Regions from separate parts of the Mus musculus genome. Here regions 1 and 3 are each linked to region 2. Evidence: chromatin loops called from intact Hi-C (ENCODE). Cell type or tissue: left cerebral cortex. All regions are shown on one strand. Each heading gives the region's core, and the rest is flanking DNA. Links, peaks and the distances in the headings are about the cores only.

Region 1 (8,060 bases), core at 2,707-5,206, 100 kb before region 2:
TAGAAAGAGCAATCTGTAAATTCATCTGGAATAACAAAAAACCTAGGGTAGCAAAAACTTTTCTCAAGGACAAAAGAACCTCTGGTGGAATCACCATGCCTGACCTAAAGCTTTACTACAGAGCAATTGTGATAAAAACTGCATGGTACTGGTATAGTGACAGACAAGTAGACCAATGGAATAGAATTGAAGACCCAGAAATGAACCCACACACCTATGATCACTTGATCTTCGACAAGGGAGCTAAAACCATCCAGTGGAAGAAAGACAGCATTTTCAACAAATGGTGCTGGCACAACTGGTTGTTATCATGTAGAAGAATGCAAATTGATCCATTCCTATCTCCTTGTACTAAGGTAAAATCTAAGTGGATCAAGAAACTTCACATAAAACCAGAGACACTGAAACTTATAGAGGAGAAAGTGGGTAAAAGCCTCGAAGATATGGGCACAGGGGAAAAATTCCTGAATAGAACAGCAATGGCTTGTGCTGTAAGATTGAGGATTGACAAATGGGACCTCATGAAACTGCAAAGCTTCTGCAAGGCAAAAGACACCGTCAATAAGACAAAAAGACCACTAACAGATTGGGAAAGGATCTTTACCTATCCTAATTCAGATAGGGGACTAATATCCAATATATAAAAAGAACTCAAGAAGGTGGACTCCAGAAAATCAAATAACCACATTAAAAAATGGGGCTCAGAACTGGACACAGAATTCTCACCTGAGGAATACAGAATGGCAGAGAAGCACCTGAAAAAATGTTCAACATCCTTAATCATCAGGGAAATGCAAATCAAAACAACCCTGAGATTCCACCTCACACCAATCAGAATGGCTAAGATCAAAAATTCAGGTGACAACAGATGCTGGCGAGGATGTGGAGAAAGAGGAACACTCCTCCATTGTTGGTGGGATTGCAAGCTTGAACAACCACTCTGGAAATCAGTCTGGCGGTTCCTCAGAAAATTGGACATAGTACTACTGGAAGATCCCGCAATACCTCTCCTAGGCATATATCCAGAAGATGTCTCAACTGGTAAGAAGTACACATGCTCCACTATGTTCATAGCAGCCTTATTTATAATAGCCAGAAGCTGGAAAGAACCCAGATGCCCCTCAACAGAGGAATGGATACAAAAAATGTGGTACATTTACACAATGGAGTACTACTCAGCTATTAAAAGAATGAATTTATGAAATTCCTAGGCAAATGCTTGGACCTGAGTGAGGTAACACAATCACAAAAGAACTCAAATAATATGTACTCACTGATAAGTGGATATTAGCCCTGAAACTTAGTATAGTGAGATATAAGGTACAATTTGTAAAACACATGAAACTGAAGAAAAAGGAAGACCAAAGTGTGGACACTTTGCCCCTTCTTAGAATTGGAAACAATCACCCATGGAAGGAGTTACAGAGACAAAGTTTGGAGCTGAGACAAAAGGATGGACCATCAAGAGACTGCCATATCCAGGGATCCATCCCATAATTAGCCTCCAAACAATGACACCATTGCATACACTAGCAAGCATTTGGTGCAAGGACCGTGATAATAGCCGTCTCTTGTGAGACTAGGCCGGGGCCTAACAAACACAGAAGTGGATGCTCACAGTCAACTATTGGATGGATCACAGGGCCCCTAATTTAGGAGCTAGAGAAAGTACCCAAGGAGCTAAAGAGATCTGCAACCCTGTAGGTGCAACATTATGAACTAACCAGTACCCAGGAGCTCTTGACTCTAGCTGCATATGTATCAAAAGATGGCCTAGTCGGCCATCACTGGAAAGAGAGTCCCACTGGACAGGCAAACTTTATGTGCCCCAGTACAGGGGAACGCCAGGGCCAAAAAATGGGAATGGGTGGGTAGGGGAGTGGTGGGGGGAAGGGTGTGGGAGTCTTTTGGGATAGCATTGGAAATGTAATTGAGGAAAATACGTAATAAAAAAAATAAGAGAGAGATAAAAAAACATTTGGAAAAGAAGAGGGCTGGGAACAATTCTGGCCTCACTAAATCAAATCAATGATGTAGGCACAGAGACACTCCAGAGTGTCTGAAGGTGTTCTATTGCTTGTTGTAAAAATTAAAAAGAAATACTTTTTAATTTATTTGTTTATTTACCTTTTGCTGTACTAAGGGGGAAATGTAAGGCTTTACACATACCATGTCAGCAGTCTACTAATAAGCAGGAACTCCAACCCTCATTATGATACTAATGTACACATTCCTGGGTGGAGTTTTAAGATGCTAATGATACGTGTGGCAGGGATGTTAAATATAGATGCACAAGAAACAACAAGTGCAGAAAAGTCCACACCAGACAGATGAGCCCCCAAAGCTTTCAGAGTGCAGCCCGAGTACTGGCTTTTGTACAGAATTACCATTAGATCCAGGAGTTTCTCTTCGTGCAGAATCTCTTCCTTCTTGGAAGTGCATCTTTCTATAATAACCTGCTTCAGATGCAACTGTGTGTCTGGGTTTAGTTCCTTGCTTGGGGACACAAGAACCTGGGAACCCTTTGAGTGATCCGCTGAATTCTAATGTCCACTATTGGTGATACAACCCATAGGACTCAGAAAGCAAACTAGTCACAACAAGAAAGCATAAAAACAAATGTGAGGCTCAGAAAGAAGAAATGCTCTTGTAAATAGGTCACTCCCCTGTTTCAGACTCAACATATATGTGACAGTGGGAGAGCGAGAAACCAGTTCTACTGTAGGACTCCTTGGCTCAGAGTGAAAGCTACGTGGGCTGAAGAAAAAAAAAAAAAAAAACCATTTGCAGTAAGACTCCAGTACTCAAGATAGACTAAGCCTGACACATCTTATGTTATAAAAATAAAAACAAGTTTCATAATCGTGAATTTAAACAGGTCTGCTGCTTCTCACACAGTGGAAGTAAGATCAAATTGTCTTTAGTCAGTCTGACTGCCATAAAACACAGAGAATAAAGTGTAGCTTAAAGCAAAGGGTAATGGATTATTCTAGAAATAGTGGGTCACATACTTTTAAACTTCTATCCTGTGGCAGTTAATCTTAGTTGCCAACTTGACAGGACTTAAACAAATCTCTGAGCATGCTTGTGAGGGATTTTCTTGACTATGCTGGTTGAAGTGGAAAGACCCACCCTAACATGTGACCAGCAGTATTCCTTGAGACGGAGTTCTGGAAAGAATGAAAAGGAGACAGAGATGGAGAGTAGCATTCAAATATACCATAACCAGAGGCACAAGGTGACCAGCTGCCCCATGCTACTCCACTGGGGCCATAGCATTCCCTCAATGATGCACTGCACCTAGAACTATGAACTAAAAAACCCCTTACTTCCTCAAGCTGCCAAGTATTTTCTTACAGTAATAAGATTAAATGACTAACACATGCAAAGAAGAAGATATTGTCTAATGCACAGGCCTGGACATTTGAGCAATATACATACATGCATACATACATACATACACATACATATCACACATACTTTACAGCTTCTTAAATTTATTAACTACTATCTTGGTCCCATAAACTCATTGCCTATACCTGAGTGCACCTCTAAAGTGCCTGTAGCATAAATCTGATATTCGGCACATATCTATACTCTTAGCTTTAAAGCGTTTCCTTTTAAGTTTTGTCCTATTGAATTCTCTTAAGAAGATCACCACTTCCCTGGTGAGTCCACATATGTAAAGCACAGCATATGGTGCCACAGAACCCCCGCCCTCCCAAAAAACCTCTTCATGCAAAGGAAATCAAAACAAAATCTTATATTTAACTGTAAGTACCAAGACATCCTAGAGCAAATAGAGGCCTTCTGTTCTGAACACTTTCAAAAGCTTGCTTCATTTTCTCAAAGCACTGTGATTATGATTGAAGAAGAAAATTGAGAAATAGGAACGTTGAAAGTGTTCTGATCTCCAGGATGCTCATCCTCTGCCTATCCTCATTGGTGTGTTTGAGAACGGCTGATTTTCAGATAGAAACAAACTCTTGGGAAAGGTGAGTTCCTGGGATCAGATGCCTACTTTAAATGTGACAGAGGTATATGACTTCTTCTATGCATAATTTCGAAGCAAACATACCAGTATTTTGTAATAAAGACATACTTGGTAACAACTGATAAAAGACAAAAAGAAAACAGAATCCCTCTCTCTGTGCACATACACACATACATCTTTCTAAAAGTCTGTCTAGAGAAGCAGTAGGCAAACAGAAGAAGGGATAGAGTAAGGTCTTTGCTTACTTTAGTAGATACTTTCAGCTGTGATTCGGCACAGTGAGGCTCAGAAATCCATTTCCAGTACTGATTCCGAATCTAGTGTATTTCTACTTTTGCAAACACCTGAGGCACTGGAACATCTTTTCTATTTGCTTATCTGGTAACAAGGCTGGGAAATTTCCAACCATAAACTAAATGAACACATTTGAAGAAAAAGGAGCAACAATTCTATAACAACAGTGAAGTTTGCTTGTGTGCAAGTCATTGCTCTGGTTAACCCTGGGTTCTTTCACATTGGTATTTCACTGTGAATGAATCATGAATACCAAGGCACAAACACTCTGACTTCATTCAGGAAAAGAATGCCTATTGAGTCAGTATTTGATGTGCTCTTCTTTGTACCTTTTCCCTCTATGCACAGGAGTACATGCTGACCCCTGCCTCATTCTGAGACACTGCCCAGCCCACTCTAATAGAATACTCCTGCTCAAAAGCAGAGCCTCTTCCTGTTATGAGGCACAGCTACACTTGTCTGTGTTTAAGAAAACTGGGCATTGAAAAAAGTCATGAGGCTAATACATCACATATAGGCTAAAGTAATGCCTCAAATTGAAAGGCAGAAACAGGCATGGTTTCTCACGTCTGCCTTAATGTTTGGCAGCTGATAACTGTAAAATAACATTTCCATACTCGGTACAGGCAGTCAGGACCAGTGAACACAGTAGCTGTTCCTAATCACCCATCTTCAGCTGTGTGAAACGACGCTTCTCTTTTATAACCACAGCCGCCTTACTCTCTTTTCCTGTTGTCATAATACAATACTCCCAGGAAAGCAAGTTCAGGAAAAAAAGGGTTTATTCTGGCTCACAACTGAAGTTAAGATTCACAGAGGTGGAGAAGTTAAGATAGTAGGAGCTTGAAGCTCAGATCCATAATCAGGAAACTGAAAAACAATGAATCCATATCCAGCATCCCCACAGGGAATGGCTAGACCTACAATGAGCGCGTCTCCTTCCCCTGCAACACACACAGGCAATAAAATGTGCACAACACCAAAGGCATCCCTAGAAAACTACCTCCTAGGTGACTTTAGATCTCATAAAGTTCGAAATTACAATTCGTCATCATGTAAGTAAATCCTTGCTCAATGAAGGGAAAACAAAGAAAGGAAGTCTACCTAGGAAATAGTCAAGTGGTGGGCTTCTAGAGTGAACATACACCATTTCTCTTCAGCATTAGTATTCCCTCCTAGACAGGTTGATAGCAGAGCTTCTAGTCACCATGACCAGTAAATGCTTCGTCTTGGGCAGATCATGGTGACCCCCCAAGCACTGTGTTGGAAATTGTGGCCTTTCTTTTGAAAATGGGGGATATTAATGGGATACCATGTTACAGAATTCTTCAGACCTTGGATTTAACTATGCTGGAAACTAGATCAAATCCAAGATGCTTCAGGCATGTCAACTGCTAAATTTTATTTTTATTATTTTAGAGCAATAATGTTGAAGTATTGCAACATCTGTGTTGCAGGGAGTCCTAACTGAACGAAGATGATATTTTCCAGACAGTTGTAACTAAGGAAACAAGGCTGATAACTTGACAGGAAAGGCAACTGGTTTAAGCATGATACAATGCAGAAAAGCAACATTGAATAGAAAACTAGTGCATTGCTACATCCTTCTTATTTTAATACTATGCCTTGAAATAATTAACTGTCTGGAGATATATATATCACAATCTTTTCTGATGTGGAAACATAGCCCCTGTAAAATTAAGCTGTGTTCATATTTTCTTCCAAATTATTCACACACCATTACCCATAATGTCATCCCTGAGCCCCACTTGCTCATTCAAAGCCACCATCCATGGTTTTCCTGCCTTGGGCTGAAATATTCATTTTCAGCACTTCATATCCTCTGATATCTGTTTTCTGCTATTTTGCTTCTAATATCTTCACTCTCCAATGTTCTTTTCCAGACATCAATTTCCTGTGTCTGTCTGTCTATTGATGCTTCTTGGAAGCTTACACCAGGTGTTAAAATGTGGCTTTTATATACCATTTCATTCACTGTTGTAATAAACTATTACAGAAAAGATAAGATAAATTAAGGAAAAAGAAAAACAGAAAATTGCTCCAAAGACAGGAAATTATTTCCATTAGTTCCACATGTTGTATTTAAAAGTATTGAGCATCAAATTTCCTTCTCTTGATGGAATATTTCAACTATATCCAAAAATTCTTTACCATAAAAAAATAAGAAACATGAAATTACCTGTATATTTCATGATTATCTAAATTTAGATAAGAGGAAAATATTTTTCAATTCTCAATTATAATAATCTATATAGTGGTCAAACACTTATCCAGGGTACTATAATAAATTTAAAAAGCATAAGTCATTTATAGAGTACCTCCCTGGATGGCTGATAATAGGTGCTTAGTTGACTGAGTGTTGTGTCCCATTTCATCTCCTCAAACAGATCATGCGAATGCCGACCTTCAGACTGCAGGCATTTAGAAGTGCTGTTTGAGAGACAAATAGGCAAGAGGAGCAGAGATCTCTTATGTATTAGTGTACTTATTAAAGAAAACTGAACAGGTATCCCTCATTGCCACATGGATACATAGTAATATTTGACTCTCTGTGATCCAGGAAGCAGGTCACCTGTAGACCAGGAAGCAGGACCTCTCTGAGGTCCAGGAAGCTCCTTGTATACACTGACTTTACTAGGAGAATGATGTTGGGTTTCCCAGCCTTCAACACTGTGCAAAATAAGCCTGTTTATAAAACACTGGATCCTGGCATTCTGTTTTTCCCGCTCCCCTATTTCCACCCCCTCTCTCTTATTAGTTTAGGTAGAATTAGAGCCTATGCAAATATTACATAACTCTGTAAAATCTCCTTTCATCCATTCTAAATTTCTAGAGTCAGGCCTATGATATGGTTCTTATTAAGACCCAAACAAATTCTACCCTCTTTAAGATTTATTAAGGCCTGAACAAATTCCATCATCTTTAGGATTTACTTAAAACATGACAAGTGCTTTTAAGATTAACATATGTAATTACCTATGGTACTTTAGACTCTAAAATTAAAACATTACTTAGTTCAATACACAAATAAGATCTCCATGCTCCTTCAAGTGCTCTGGCTTGGAGAAGGGAAGGTACATGGAAAATAAGTCATGATGTCCTGATTCAGTTTAAATGTCATTTATACAATTTCATACTGTGGGAGACCTTTTTCAACAATTCAACCCAAGATGAGGACGTTCTGGAACATGGTATTATATTTGTGTTATGAAAACTAACATAAACTTTGAATATAGTTTGAGAATCTGCCAAGTTTCTAGAACTGAGCTTAGCTAGCCTTTTTCTTTTCTTTTCTTTTCTTTTCTTTTCTTTTCTTTTCTTTTCTTTTCTTTTCTCTTTTCTCTTTTCTTTTGTTTCCATTTCTTTTCTTTTTTTTTTTTTCCTATCACTGTAGAAGTAGAAACTAGAAAGAGGATGTTAATATAATGACCTTGAACTTCTCTGTGGAAGGGACTAAATAAAGGCTATTTGAAATACTATTATAACTGGCTAGGTTGCCGGGCGTGGTGGCTCACACCTTTAATCCCAGCACTCAGGAGGCAAAGGCAGAGGCAGGTGGATTTCTGAGTTCGAGGCCAGCCTGGTCTACAGAGTGAGCTACAGGACAGCCAGGGCTATACAGAGAAAGAAAAACCCTTTCTTGAAAAAAAAAAAAAGGTTAGGCTTTCTAGAGTGTTCTAGAGTGTAATTCTTTGGTTTATTTGTTTTGCTTTGGTTTTTGTTTTGTTTTGTTTTATTCTGTTTTTGTTTT
Region 2 (8,060 bases), core at 2,871-5,370:
ATTGAGTATTTAAGAATGAAAAACACATCTGAATTGGGAGTGAATTGTTTCCCTGTATTTAAAGTCTCATAAGGTATTCTGTATTTTAGACCACAGTGAATCCTGCTAGATAATCTTATGTTCAGCATAAGGTAAAATTTACTTTATGCTGTTGTCAGAATGTGATTTGTGATCCTCTGAAATATCATATGCATAGAAGAGAATAAATGATGTAGGGATGTATAGTTTACCCTTTCTTCCTGTTTATCTTTTAATTTATTTGAGGATCATGCAAGATTCCTAGTTTCCACTCTTCATATATTTTTGAGGTTTTCAAATGGTACTAGTCTTATGCTATATGGAGTTCTTGGGATTTTAGTAATTAAAATTTCATTTCCCTTCCCATTCCAATAATTGCATCTTCTCTAAGGTGGAGAATGCTAGGGGCTTAGGTCCAATGAAAGTCTTCCCAGGTGATTTTGACTATTTGTTGTTAGGATACTGCATTCATTGTTCAGCAGTATAAAGACCATTTTACATTTTTTTTTGCATGCACTTACACCAATCTAAAACCACAGAACGCACATTGCATATGAAAATATATGTAGTAGTCAGGCTTCACATGCATATGTTAAACACATATGCAAAAATTGAACTTCAGAGTAGGACTTCAAAACTAGATACCAGAGTTAAGACCCATAGCCATGCCAATGATGTCCATTTGTCTTTGCAATGAGAGTCTTAAGGCTATCAGATACTAGTGTCAGATATTTTGATCTGTGCTTGGAATTCTGTTTCCCATCCCACACATGGTCATGTGCATATTCTCACTCTCAGTGGTCTCAAAATGCAGCTGTTCTGCACAAAACGGGGAAAGAAGTTACCACCAAGAAAGCCTGCAGGAGTAACTACAAAGGCGTTGATTACTTCTTCCTCAAAAGCAGATTTCTTTGCAGTGAGTTTTTCTCCTCCATTTCCCTCCCCCAAATTGGGAAGTGGGCATAGATCATACAAGTGCAATAAAATCATGTACCAGCCATTTCCCTAACTTCTAGCCTGTCATGGTGTCTTTTACCAAAGGTTTTAAAACATTGCATATATCCTCTCTTATATCAGAGGCTCAAGCAAAGAGCCAGTGGCTGAGGGAATTTGTGGAGCCTTGGGCCAGTTGGTTCCAGACGCTTACAAGGCAGTATTTGCAAAGCAGATACAGTGACTTTAATAAATTGCTGACTGGATCTAGAGTGGGAGCCATCTAATTGAGTTGGGAGTCTATGACTGACTGATTGATTTTAAACAATAGGCACCATTGTTTACCCTGAGATTTTGACACTTCTACACAACTTTACAAACCATTCAAGTTTCACAACTCTTCTAGTCTTTTGCAAAGTTGTAGTATTTTTCAAAGGTCTGTTTTCACAATTCCCTAACTATTAAATGTCCTTCACAGAATTATCTTTTTATATTATATTTTTGCCTAATATAAATTATCTTTTATATTAGAAAAAAAGTATGTTCTACTTTCCAAAGAAAAACAAAACCATTTGTACATGTCTGACTCCTGTTTTCTCTTTGTTAAGTTGATGCTTTATAATACATCAATGAATTGGAGCATAGCCAAAATATGAAAATTTAGGAGATTGAGTTTTTGTTCTTGCTCTCTATTTTATTACTCTCTGCTAATTGAATATAAATTCATAGATACTAAATTTATCATAATTACACCCTTTAATCTCTTCCATTAAATACCTTTATATTTTTCACTACATTTAGAAAAGTAAATGTACTACTTTACTACAAAAACAACTTTAGTATTCTTCAGTAAAAATGAACATTTTAAAATACAATATTTTCCCAGATGTGCCAATATTCCAAGTATTGAAAATACTCCTGGGTAGATTGAAAAATTATACTGGAGTTATTTCAATGAAATAAGTACATGTCCCAAGTTAAGCAAGGCCACCTAAAGTTCTACTGCAGATGTACATTTTGGTAAGACTAAGGACACCTTCCAGATATTGGCTTGTATTTAAACACATTTTCTGGAAAAAAATGTCTATTTGGAATCAGCCAGAAATAAGCAATTTCACCTTCAAAGTATATCTAGCAATTTGGAAATGTTTTGGTAGAGTACATATCTTTCTTTCTGAAAATGCAAAACTGGGCTCTCACTGCTGACACCAGTGAACTGAGCCTATTGTAAAATATTTATGATATGGAATTAAGATAAATAGCAGCAAGCACAACGCGAATAGTAATTAATGACATGGAAATACTTCCAATTCTTTTAATAATTCAACATGGCTTATTTTACTAATGAAAATCCATTTACCATTTCCATGGTAATCACGAAGTGGGTACGGGATTAAAAATAGCCAGGGGCTCACTAACAGTGTGGATGCCCGTGTTGCAGCTTTATTTCTGCTCCACCTAATAAAACATGCAAACTTCAGCATTAAGTATCCCTAACTAAAATTCATCCCATTTCATAATCAATTGCCTCCTCTCCTTAGTTCTAGATTCAATTAGCATGCTTATAGAATCTGAAAAATGAGATACATACCAAAAATTAAGTCCCCGGGGGAGAACTAAGTGGAATAGTCAGGAGGTGAGTTGGGTCTGTCAGAGCCCTCTCTCAGGGCTGGTCTCGGGGCAGTTCGGGAGGAGTAATCCAGCACCATAAGAAAGAGACTTGTAGGTTCAGTTCAGTATTTCTTCAATTAAAGTGCATTATATCTGGATGTGAAAAGTGTCGAATCCAAGATTCTTCATCACTAGAGATCAGAGCATTTTCGTTGTTCTTTCTATCGGATAAAATGCCTTTTAAAGTTTGCAAGGAAGAGGCAGTGGCAGAAGACAGGTGCTTGCTTCGTTAAATCGACATTCGGAGAAAAGAGGGCATAGCTAATGGGTGGGGATGAGCGCACAGCCCCTCTCCTTCCAGGTCCAGCAGGGACGAAACTGAATGATTTTACCCACTTTGCTACACAGATGATTACAAGACCCGAAGCAGTCACCAAGCTGGCTAAGGTACCTCATTTGATCATGTTCTGTGAAGAAAAAAAATAAATGGAAACAAAAATCAGACACATCCTCTCTAAATGTCTCCTTTCAGCCCCAGAGATGCTCTTTCTCCTTGCATACATACAGAAGGTTTGGAGAAGCCTGGCTGGTAGCATCGTCCCTCCCCCATGACAACCAGCTTGCGCTGGCTGGCTCTGGTGTGTTCTCTCTCTCTCTCTCTCTCTCTCTCTCTCTCTCTCTCTCTCTCTCTCTCTCTCCCTCCTTCCCTCCCTCCCTCCCTCCGTTCCTCCGTCCCTCCCTCTTTCTCTCTTCTCTCCAGCTGCCTTAGTCTGTTGATGCTGCTGCTGCTGCTGATTAATCAGGGATTCTGAAACAAAGAACGTACCTTCTCAAATAAGCGGTAATCTCAGCTTCTGCAATCTGCCTGCATTGAGCAGCAGAGCTGCCAGAATCCTAGCACCTTGGATAGTTCCCACACCCTAGGCCCACTGGAAAGGAAAGAAGGACTAAAGAAATGGCAAGAAACCCCCAAAGCAGAACCGATTTCGGCTCCCCAGGGGCTCCCATCCTCATTAAAGGCCTCAAGTCCAAACAAGAGAACCTCTCTCTTTTATCTAATTGAACTAAAGTCTGATTTATCAATAATAAAAGAAAATGAGGATAAAGAAACCTCTTCATTTACATCCACTACAGAGCACGAAATCAGTCTTTTTGGAGAAAAAAAAATTGAAATCTATCAGAATTATTGTTCTTGTATGGAGGATATTTAAGTTATAAGGTTTTCACTCTGGTGGGGCTAATAAAAACGAGTAACAACTTAAACGGAACTCTCAGATCTCAGTTTGATGCCCTTATTTGATATCAATTTTGCCTCCACCCATCCTGCACGGGAGAGCCATGCACACAATTACTGCTGACGTACTTCAGGCTGCTGCTTGCGGAATGGGGGGAGGAGCCTTTTAACCTCATCAAAACAGCTTCATGCCACCTGCTCCCATGGCATGAGAATAAAACTAGCCCACTTGGAACGTGCACAGGGCACGTACACAGAACAAAGGTCTCACTTGTACTATAACATTTTAACCAAAATCAAATGTACAGTGATTACGGCATATGTGCTCCGATCTCCTTTAGACTCACTGCAGAAATGATTTAAAGTCATTGTATTTCTTGACTTCCCCAAAGAGACTCTAGATTCTTTTCTTAATATTCCACTGAATCTATGCATATAGCTTATGCTATGCACTGTGATTGACACGTGTGTATATACTTCTGCCCACACATACACAATATATTTATGTACTTGTGTTTGTGTGTGTGTGTGTGTGAGAGAGAGACAGACAGACAGACAGACAGACAGACATATTCAGTTTTTAAGCTTGTGTTTCCTCAGAGTAAATGACAAAAATATATTTTAAAAAATATGTTGTATGGATATGATGATTTCAGGATCTTATTGTATATTATGATAAGACAAGAAGAAAAAGGAAGTAAAGGAATGAAGAAAGGATGGGAAGAAATTAAGAAAGAAAGAAGAGGGGGAGGACTACTATGGAAATAATATACCAGTTAGTGAGAAAATATGTCCATATTATTGCACAGTGGTCTCTACAATTTTCAGGTCACTTTCACCCATTAACTTTTACTGGAAATAGTTTCGGCTTGCAAGTTGCTTTCTTTGGAATTAAATATATCAATTCATAAGTAATTCCTTATGAAAATATCTTTATGCACCAGCCAATTATAAAAGCAGTAATCTTCAGGTCAGCTTCCTAATACTTAAATAATAACTAGGACTGTCCTTTGATTTTATATATTTGTTTTTAAGTTAAACTTGGGAAAAATAAATCCAATGCATAATATTATTCTATATATCCCTAATATAAGTAGATATATTACATATTATATATCATATTACATATTATATATTACACATTACATAATATATCACAATTACATATCATATATTATATACATTATATACTATACACATTATATATTATATTATATATTACATGATGTATGTAATATAATATAACACATATAGTATATATGAGGGATAAATAGAGTATATGTATATGTGGATTTTAAAGAATGAATTTCCAGGTTTTTGTTTATCTAGCTTGTGAGTAGAATATGATTTCTATTTAATGTAATGAAATTCTTTGGAAGATTAGATAGATGCAGAGAATGGAGGAAAGCATAGGTAGGAAAGGAGAAAGATCATATTCTATGTGTCTTTCTCATATAATCCTTGCTCATCCCTTCCCCAGCCACCCCATCTTGTGTTAAAATCTTATCACATCCCAGTAAACAGACTCAAGTACCACTTACAATCTAGCATCTGCTCCCATACTGTGATGGAGAGGTTTACTAATATGTCGGGGCTTTTTTTTTTTTTTTTTTTTTTTTTTTTTTGGTAGCAAAGTGCTCTCATAAAAGTAGTAGTTCATCACAGAACCAAAGTTGAAAAGTTTTTTTTTAATACAAAATAATTTGAGAGACATTTAGGGAGTGGAAATATTTTTATCATGATTGATAATTTAAGCACGTTTAGATGAATCTACTTTGAACCGCAGTGACAATGACTAAAAGAGGGAGGAAATCCCAGTACATATATGGGAAAACAGTTCTCAGGTAATGAAATGACTTGCTATACACACCAGATGATCAGGAATAGAAACCAAGTCACTAATTCTTCTTGTCATTGTATAGCACAATTCAAAAACAGTGAGTAGTGGTTGATGCAAAGTTGTCAAGCATAAAAGAGGCCTGCCAAGGCTAAACACTACATTTCCAAGAGAAAGAGGGAGTATTAAGCTCAAAAGAAGAGATATGAAATATATACCACTTAGTCCTTAAAATTGTACATTTCCAATTTGGGAAATTATATGGTATTGGTTGTCCCTTCTCTCTTTTCTAACTTATTTTCCCTCTCTTCTCCTCCTCCTTCTCCTTTATTGTCTTCTTCTCCTTTATTGTCTTCTTCTCCTTCATTGTCTTCTTCTTCTTCTTCTTCTTCTTCTTCTTCTTCTTCTTCTTCTTCTTCTTCTTCTTCTTCTTCTTCTTCCTCTTCTTCTTCTCTCTTCCTTTCTTCTTCCTCACCCTCCTTTCTTTGCTTTCTCCTTTCTTTCCAACATTCATTTACTTCCTTTTACTTCTTATCCTTCCACAATACAAATGAAGACCTTGAAATCATGTTGCATCATGTTCATATGCTCAACCTCATGGAATATATTCATTCCAACCACAGTGTGTTATAATTGGACAACTTTGTATCTGGAGATGTATTAGTGTCGAGGAGCTTGTGATATCTCTGAGTTTTGGTGCCTAGAACTATTTCTTCAAATACCACTGAATAAAACAGGAATGTTTTCATGTTGTTTTTCAAATAATCTTAGACAAATGTGCTTTATTACAGAGAACTCTACCTCAGGAAGAGTTAAACTTGAAAATCCTTATAATAAGAATATATATAACAAACCAACAATCTCAACGTTATAGTTATATGATGGTTTAATTTTTTTTTCTATCTTCACAGAGTGGCTAAGTTTCTCTGGTATTCTTAGGAAAACATATTTGGATGTTTCAGTGCTCAAAGTTCTTAAGTCAGGGAAAAGTCCCCTTTTTTTGTTGTAGTGATGAAAGGATTTGGAGCATTGTGGCTTAAGTAGACCTCTTCCATAAACACAGAAGAAGAGAAGTATAAGAGTTCTAGAAATGTGCTTTATACTATAAACCAACTAGACAGGAGGAAAGCCTTTATGAGTAAACATGACATAGATGGTAGAATTCATAATTGATAGAACAATACATCTGCCTAATTTCAAGATTCACCAGGCAGATTTAAAGTCTTGAAAAAAGTTTTGTTTTGTTTTCTTTTTTCAACAAAGCCTTTCCAGTATTTTCTCTGATATATATTTCTTCTATTATTTATTCTAATTAGCTTAGGGAGATGAAACCCAGTTGTGATGAAGTTATTCATTAAATCCAAAACCTAATCTCCTTTACACCCAATAGGATTGTCTATGACACCTAGCATGAGCAAGACAAGAGAATCTAGAAAGAATGAGAATGATTTGCCCCTCTTTATTCTGCCTGCACAAGCCTACGTGTTAGCAGAAGGCTTATTGATGACTTCTATCAAATTGGTGTGCTGTGTATGCTACAAGCATTGCATGGTCCAGGTATCTGGTGACCAAATAATGATTCATAATATAATGCTCACAAAACTAAACATCTGGGGACTAACACATTCAGTGGACTTATCATATGGTAATAAAAAAAAGTAAGAAAGATAACACACATAGATACCAGTGTTTGTTTGAACCAATGTTATTTTTAATGAAGGTTTCATAGATATAGTTATTGCTATTCTCACACTTTAAAAAAAAATCCCTAATAAAAAGGCTCCCATGACTGGTGAAGCAGAAACCAGTATTCCAACCATTCAAGTTCTCTATTTGAGTGGGTATCATTTACTCAAATTTACTTGCCCTCAAAGCCTACCCTAACTCACTATAGTAAAACATTGGTGCTTGCTTTCACTTCTATGAAACATTTAATGAATGATTAAAATTAAAGTCATGAGTAACTGAACATAGCTGCTTAATTCTTCACTTGTATTTGTGTAAAAGCCCCTAAGGAGGGTGATTTTCCTTTCTTTCCCTAGGGTTCCAACACAATGACTACATCCCTCTAAGGTTAGAGATTTGCTGAATGGATGCAAAACTCCAGTCCTCAATAGATAGTATAATTTTCACTCAAGCAGACATGTCAAGCTACCTATGTGATGAACATAAAAAGATCATCTTAAATATAAAACATAAATGAATATTTTAAAATAGAAGTACCAAAACAAATCCTAAACGCTTAAGAAAAATGTAGACATTTTCCCTTTGAAAAGTCAAAGGCTACCAATATGAAATTAACTAGAAATAATGAAGAATTGCAGACCAGTAGTAGCTGGATATGCACACATTTGCTTTCTATTTAAAGAGAATACTAATATTATTTTAAAATACTGTGTTGAGTCAGAGGTTTCTTTAAAAAAAAAA
Region 3 (8,060 bases), core at 2,707-5,206, 210 kb before region 2:
TTCAGGATGCCGCAGCGTCTTACGGGGTAGCAAACATGGAATACAGAATGGACTCATTTTCCTTTATCAGCCTTTTTCAGGGTAACATATAATATATATAATTTCTAAACCACTCTAGGCACTTACATCCCATCAGATGAAAGCAAACTGCTTATTTATCTTAAATTCTTAAGTATACCTGTATAAAATATGCTACCTAATGAACAAATATAACCTTTAATCATCTGTAAAAATACCATATGAAGCAAATCTACCAGTCGAAGCAGAAAACTCAAAACTATGTGATAAATTGAATAAGGATCTAAAATAAATTGCCAGGTGGGTAGAAATTTCATTTTGTGTTATGAAATTTAACTATGGAAAAATCAATGAATAAATCACTTCCTTTTCATCTCATCAATATTGGGAATAAAATCCATTCCAATTATTAAAAAAAAATATAGTGGCCACAGCTTCAGAATCACGTAGTAGAAAAAAGTGGTAGGTTTGCCACATCACTTAACTTGTTGATGCAAAAAAAATTTCCTTCTGAAAAACTAAAATTAAAATTGGCCATGATACTAATGCCATTTTATTTTTATTTCAGTGGATTTTGTAATGAGTTAATGAGCAAACATGAAAGTGTGAGCAGTTATTATAAATTTCATGCCCTATTAGAGACATATAAATGGAAATGGCATGTTCTAGTTGTATGGCATAAGCTTCTATACTGCTACGTTAATAACTATTACAGGCCTCTACAGAGCTACATGTGGTTAACCAAAGTCCATTGCAAGAGCCTCATTCAACCTGGTTGCTTTAATGGGTTACTCTGGTTTACTCTATAGCAGAGTTCCTGAGACTCTATTATTTATTTATTTATCTATTTATCTATTTATCTATTTATCTATCTATCTATCTATCTATCTATCTATCTATCTATCTATCTATTTATTTATTTATTTATTTATTTTTATTAGATATTTTCTTTATATACATTTCAAATGCTATCCCAGAGGTTCCCTATAACCTTCCTCTGCCCTGCTCCCCTACCCACCCACTCCCGCTTCTTGGCCCTGGCAGAGCTCGCATCTCTTTTTATGAATGTATGAGCAGTCTCTTTTTCCCTTTTTTAAAAATTAGATATTTTATTTGTTTACTTTTTTATTTTTGTTTTTGTTTTTGTTTTTTGAGACAGGGTTTCTCTGTGTAGCCCTGGCTGTCCTGGAACTTACTCTGTAGACCAGGCTGGCCTTGATCCACCTGCCTCTGCCTCCCAAGTGCTGGGATTAAAGGCATGTGCCACCACTGCCTGGCTTGTTTTCATTTTAAATGTTATCCCCTTTCCTGTTTTCCCCTCTGCAACTCCCCTACACCATCCCCCCCTGTACCCTGCTTTTATGAAAGTGTCCCCTCACCCACCCACTGCCCCCTCACCACCCTAGCATTCCCCTACATTGGAGCATCAAGCCTTCACAGAATCAAGGTCCTCTCCTCCCACTGATGCCAGATAAGGCCCCTTCAGCTCCTTCAGTCCTTCCCCTAACTTCTCCATTGGGGTCCCTGCGCTTAGTCTGATGGTTGGATGCAAGCCTCTTCATCTGTATTGGTCAGGCTCTGGCAGAGCCTCTCAGGAAACAGCTCCTCTATCAGGCTCCTGTCAGCAAGCACTTCCTGGCATCTGTAATAGTGTAGGTGTTTGATGTCTACATGTGGGATGGATCCCCAGGTGGGGCAGTCTCTGGATGGCTTTTCCTTGAGTCTCTATTCCAGTCTTTGTCTATGTATTTCCTTTAGACAGGAGCAATTGTGGGTTAAATTTTTGGAGATGGGTGGATGGCCCCATCCCTCAACCAGGGGAGCCATGCCTAACCTCTGGATATGGTTGTGACAGGTTCTCCCTCCCCTTTGTGAGTTATTTCAGCTAATGTCATCCCCGTGGGGTCCTGGGAGGCTCTTGCTTTCCTGGCATCTGGGACTTTCTGGTTTCTACCCCCGAGTTCCCCATCCCCCATTGCTATACACTTCTGTTCAATTTCCTGACCCTCTGTACATCTCCTCCATCTCCTCCCATACCTGATTCTGCCCCTTCTTTTTCCCCCTACCCCTCCTCTGTTTCTCCCAAGTTCCTCTCGCCCTCTACTTCCCTTGATTATATTGTTCCCCCTTCTAAGTAAGACTGAAGCATCCATTCTTTGGTGTTCCTTCCTCTTGAGCTTCATGTGGTTTGTGAGTTGTATCATGGGTATTCCACGCTCTTTGTTTAATATCCACTTATCAGGGAGTACATACCATGTGTGGTCTTTTGTGACTAAGTTACCTCACTCAGAATGATATTTTCTTGATCTATCTATTTGCCTGTGAATTTCATGAAGTCATTATTTTTAATAGCTGAGTAGTATTCCATTGTGTAAATGTATCACATTTTCTGTATCTATTCCTTTGTTGAGGGACATCTGGGTTCTTTCCAGCTTCTTGGTATTATAAATATGTCTGCTATGAATGTAGTGGAACATGTGTCCTTATTACATGTTGGAGCATCATCTGGGTATATGCCCAGGAGAGGTATTGCTGGATCTTTAGGTAGTACTATGCCCAATTTTCTGAGGAACTGCCAGACTGACTTTCAGAGTGGTTGTGCCAGCTTGCAATTCCACCAGCAATGTATCAAAACCCCCAAAGTAATGCTCAAACCCACTGTTACTTAAGCCCATCATAGCAGAGGTACCAAACTGTCCCATGATGCTTTGTTTTCTGCCCCACAGGCTTGTGTAAGTGACAAATATTTTCTTGAAAATTAATGCAGCGATTCCATTGGTTCAAAAAGGTATCTGGCATTGTCTATTGTCGCAATGATAGTAGTAAATTGCACATTCAGGCAAAAATTAATTCTGAATACATGGATCTATCACCATGAGCTCGAGAAAAAAACAGCATTTGGAGGCTTTTCTTGAGATCAGTGTCGGTATTAGTGGATGTAATATATTGATTTTATAATGGGATGCCTCAGTATATGGCAGAACTGCACTTAGGACCTTCTTAGAGAATTGATGCTTGCTATGTACATAGGTTATAAATCATGGTAAGTGGAAGTAGTGCTCTGCAGACCAAGAGAAAAAGATGGCATTTAATATGACAACATTATGGTGAGTTTATTGATATGAAAAACCATTGCAACTACCCTTCCAAATACTACTGTTTACTGACTTTGAGAAGGGTACTGAAGAGGAGTATACACAGTTAAGAAAAAGGCCACTTAAATATTCTTTCCTCATTAACTACCTATCTGTGGCTGGAGTTCCTTCAGATGTTTAACTCTAGCATGGTCACCACTGGTTTCTGATAAAAACTAATTGAGTATTTATGAAACAACTTATTTTTTAAAGATTTATTCATTTATTTTACGTATATGAGTACAGTGAGGGCATCAGATCTCTTACAGATGGTTGTGAGCCACAATGCAGTTGCTGGGATTTGAACTCAGGACCTTCGGGAGAGCAGTCAGTGCTCTTATCCGCTGAGCCATCTAGCCAGCCAGAGCCTTCAATAGCTCAGTTGGTAGAGCAGAGGACTGTAGCTAATACAATATGAAACAAATTATTTTAAACCATATTTCAAAGGAGGTGAATGTAAAATCTGTTTTATAGTTCATATTTATAAAATTGAAATTTCTCCATTCTTTAAAAGTCTCCAATCTTTCTTTAAAATGAAGTCTTCCCATTGAAGGAGGGAGAGGGTGAGACAGCAAGAGCTAGAGCACTCAGGGGAGAGGGGCAGGGAGGGAGGGAAGGAGGGAAAGTTGATTTGGAGTTTGTAGTTCCTCTCTGGTAACAGTAGATGGCAGTAAAAACAAGCTTCCTGCACTAGTCTCAAAAGCCTTAACACAAGTCAGACTGAGCCTTCTGCTATAGTAAGTAATGTCTTCTATGGATTTTCAAAGAAACAGCAAGAGTGTTCTTTGTGAGTGGTGTTGGTGTAGTGTACCCATGGGCCCTGTCCAAGGATAGCCAAGGGCTGCCAATAGGAGCATTATCATAAAGGGCATCCCCAGAGGGTTGGGGTGGAATCATGTGCCAGCACACTGCCTTCAAGGTTCTTGGGCAGCTCTGATATTTTACTGAGACAAATAAAAAAGAACTACCCTCTGAATCAGCTGATGAACTATCTATGGCTGGTTAATTCTCAAGAGACCCAACTAAGATTAGCTGGAAATACAGGGTTTTTTTGTTTTTTTTGTTTTTGTTTTTTTTCAAGAATGAAATTATGACCAAATTGCAATTTTTTCTGTAGTGTTCAAAGTATCACTGTATTATACAACATCACATTGTATGTGTGTGTGTGTGTGTGTGTTTTAAATTGGAAATCAAGTTTATGCAAAATATATGCATACAAAATAATATGTGTGATGAATTACTTTATCATTCACATTTATAAAACGGAATTACCTCCATTTGTTAATGTTTACTATCAGAGAGAGAAGGAGGGAAGGAGACAGGAAGGAAGACAGGAAGAGGAGGGAGGAAAAGAAGGGAAGGGAGAACAAAGAGGGGGAGAATGTGGTGAGTAGCTGGTTGATATTATAAAACAGATGAGGTAAGACTGGCTTCATGGGCAGGTACTCTCTCATAGGCAAGCACAGAGAGAAGTCAATATCACCCAGTTCTTGGACTTCAGACTGCTCTACTGCAGCTGTAATTAGCACCTTACTTCCCCCCAAAGTTGGAGTATGAATATAATAGCTTAAAGGAAATTACATAAAACTATTAGAAAACAAAGATGTGTGTCCCAGTTTATTAAATGCTGCTTTTACTGTCAGCCCCTGGAAAAGCAAGAATGAGCTCCTAGATGCCATAAGCCACCTTCTCATCACCCCAGGACCTGCGGTTTTTACAGATGTGTGCAGTTCCTACAGATGTGTGGGAAGAGTCAATACTCATCCAAGTATATATCGTTTTCTTGTTTTGTATTTCGGTAAACAACCAACACACATGCATGAGCAGGCTGCTCAAGCTTTCAAGAATTAACATGATATGGTAACACAACACAGTCAGCCACAAGCATCTTTCACTTAGTGACAGAAACAAAGATTGTGTGGACCAAAGAGCAAAGAAAACATTTCTCCTTTGGTTTTATAAGGCATGCCATTTGGGACAGCAGATTTATCTCCATAATTCTGTTGTTCTTGGTCTAGGAGGATGATAAATTATAGGCTCCTCTTGATTACATAAGTCCTGGGTTTAAAAATCTATAAATGGCTTCCTGACATTTTAAGGTAAGAGTCAAATCACAAACACAGGCTATGGGCTGCCTCTCTGACCTCCTTTTAGCCCCTGTACAATGTGATATATCCAATCGTAAGCCGTAGCCCTTCTCGGTCCTCTTGCTTAAATGTAATTCTTCCTAATTAGCCTTGAGAGCTCAGTCTTGGGGTCATCAGAATGTCAGACAACATGCTCCCAAGGAAGTACTGTGGTTAGACTTTATTTCTGCCATTAATAACTCCCCCCCCCTCAGCTTTCCACACATAATGTTGCACTGAATAAGTCATTAAACAAGCACTCCACTGAAATTCAAAAACCTGAAGTCTGTTCTTTGTTTTGAAAATAATACTTGCCAAAGAATCCTGAAAATTACACACTTTTATTTGAGCCTTAGCATTATTTTAAAAACTATTTAATAACTCCTGCCCATGCATGTGTAGATTCTTATGAAGTAGATATGACATGATATCAAATGTAATAAATCAACACACATGTGCACACACACACACAAACATTGTTTCAAGTATATCACACAAAAAATCTACAGAGGTAATCCGGTTTGGTCCTATAATGTGTGCTAAATATCATTTGTAAGGCTTTTAGTTAAAATTTTCTAATTATCTTGAATTTTATGTTCTTTAAAGTATTGTAACTATTTAAATATTTAAAATATTTGTTTAAACATATAAAACCTTATATACAAACAGAAAATGCCTTAGTTTCTATTGTTGTGATAAAATATTTTAACCAAAAGCAACTTGGGAAGAAAGGATTTCTTTCTCTCTTTTTTTAAATTAGATATTTTCTTTATTTACATTTCATATGTTATCCCCTTTCCTAGTTTTCTCTCTGAAAATCCCCTATCCCATCCCCCCCCTCCCCCTGCTCCCCAACTCACCCACTCCCATTCCTAGCCCTGGCATTCCCCTATACTGGGGCATAGAACCATCCCAGGACCAAGGGACTCTCCTCCGATTGATGACTGACTAGGACAAAAAGGATTTATTTCATTTATGGTTCTATAGCATAGTCTATCACTGAGGGAAGGCAGGATAGAAACACAAAGGGCAGGAACCTGGGTGCAGAAACTAAGGCAGAGACCATGAAGGAGTGCTTCTTAACTGGCTTGCTTTCTTATACATTCCAGAACTTCCTGCCAAGAGCTGGCACCTCCCACAATAGGTTAACTCTGAAACATCAATTATCAGTTAAGAAAATCACCACAGGCTTACTGACCCACAAGCCAATCTTGTGGGGTATTTTCTCAGCTGAGGTTCCTTTTTCCAAAATGACTCTAGTCAATGTCAGGTTGACATAAAACAAGGCAGCACAGAAAAATCATGACATTCTTTTGTGTGCACAAATTGAGTTTCATTTGTCTAATTCTTTCTATTACATATGTCATACATAGGCCAAAGCTTAGTGTTTTGTTTTTTTCACTCTGATAACAAAAACTCATTCAGTTTGTAGCTGCAGAAATGGCTCAGTAGTTAAGAGTACTTGATATTCTGTCTTCCAGAGGACTTGAATTTGGTACCCAGAATCTTAACTAGGCAGCTGGTAACCACCTGTAACTTTAAGGGATCTAAAGCACTTTAGCCTCTGCATAGACTTGCAAAAATGTGGTGTATGTGCATGCACACACACACACACACACACACACACACACTACACTTAAAATAAACTATAAGGAGACCATTCAGTTTATACAAGTTAAAAAATAATCATGAGCTATAACCTAAACATCCAAATGACTTGATTAATCAAGAATTTGGTCATCATTTAAAGAAACTTCTCCTTGGCTGTTAGAGCATGTTACCAGTAAGAATAATGTCCTCTTCCTTGCTTGAGCCTCTGGCCTAGTGCTGGAAATGCAATCTCTGTGCCCATCAAGGGAGAGACAAATACTGGAAAAAAGTTTATTGACTGCACAGTGTTAGCTGACTTCTCCCCTCTGTGGCTTCAGGGCATATTTGAACTTGAAAATCTCTCTTCTTTGGATGCTTTCCAAGGCTCAAAAGAAAGCCCCCCAGGATTGGCGGTCTATCACCTGAAGAGCTCACAACTATTGCTCTGTGTCTTTGCTTATTTGCCAGGCAGAACCAACAGAGATATGACCTGCATAGCTCCCCAAAGCCCAGACTTGATCTGTGGAAACACACTTGTGAAATGCTCTCCTCTAGTCATACTATGCTGTCGCCAGTCTTTTTTTTTTTCCATTTTTTATTAGGTATTTAGCTCATTTACATTTCCAATGCTATACCAAAAGTCCCCCATACCCACCCACCCCAACTCCCCTACCCACCCACTCCCCCTTTTTGGCCCTGGCGTTCCCCTGTACTGGGGCATATAAAGTTTGCGTGTCCAATGGGCCTCTCTTTCCAGTGATGGCTGACTAGGCCATCTTTTGATACATATGCAGCTAGAGTCAAGAGCTCCGGGGTACTGGTTAGTTCATAATGTTGTTCCACCTATAGGGTTGCAGATCCCTTTAGCTCCTTGGGTTCTTAGCTAAAACTAGCTATAGTGGATAGACAGGGGAGTGGAGAAGGCCACTAGAGACTCACTTGGGATTCTAGACACTCCTTCCCTCACACCCTTTACCCCCTTGCATCTGTGTGTCATCTTCCCTGAGCTTTACGGTGTCTCCTGAGGTACTGACATATATAACAAGTGGATAATTAACTGAGGAGACTCTAGCTATAAAGCTTTAGGAAGGTCACTCCCACCCCTATATTTAGGTGTAATTTTTCTGTGATGCAGCTATTTTCAGATCATTAATAGTCCAGTCAGTAACCTCTGTCTTATGATTCTGTAGTA

What was found. Peaks named below come from ENCODE experiments on the same cell type or tissue, not always from the same donor. Only the 100,000 strongest peaks of a DNase experiment are listed, where the experiment ranks them.
Region 1: it touches region 2 in a loop (11-fold over the local background); 4 of 42 quality-filtered maps call a loop at or near these places.
Region 3: it touches region 2 in a loop (6-fold over the local background); 4 of 42 quality-filtered maps call a loop at or near these places.

Annotation. Positions count from the first base shown.
Region 1 is chr1:81,175,593-81,183,652 of GRCm38, reverse strand. All of the region lies in intron 2 of Nyap2 (neuronal tyrosine-phophorylated phosphoinositide 3-kinase adaptor 2), which reads right to left. Among named protein-coding and RNA genes, the nearest start is that of Nyap2, 100 kb to the right of the region's middle. In left cerebral cortex, for the core only: no CTCF peak of the experiment used is centred there; DNase peaks (open chromatin) are centred at 3,112, 3,718, 4,266, 5,093 and 1 more place; H3K27ac peaks cover 2,383 bases.
Region 2 is chr1:81,072,376-81,080,435 of GRCm38, reverse strand. Nyap2 (neuronal tyrosine-phophorylated phosphoinositide 3-kinase adaptor 2) reads right to left here and starts at 3,029. Exons shown (of 7, transcript NM_001356397.1): 1 at 2,543-3,029. In left cerebral cortex, for the core only: no CTCF peak of the experiment used is centred there; DNase peaks (open chromatin) are centred at 3,166, 3,415 and 3,958; H3K4me3 peaks cover 1,439 bases; H3K27ac peaks cover 1,698 bases.
Region 3 is chr1:81,283,131-81,291,190 of GRCm38, reverse strand. The region is part of intron 5 of Nyap2 (neuronal tyrosine-phophorylated phosphoinositide 3-kinase adaptor 2); the gene reads right to left. Among named protein-coding and RNA genes, the nearest start is that of Nyap2, 210 kb to the right of the region's middle. In left cerebral cortex, for the core only: a CTCF peak has its summit at 3,819 (motif pointing right); a DNase peak (open chromatin) is centred at 3,896.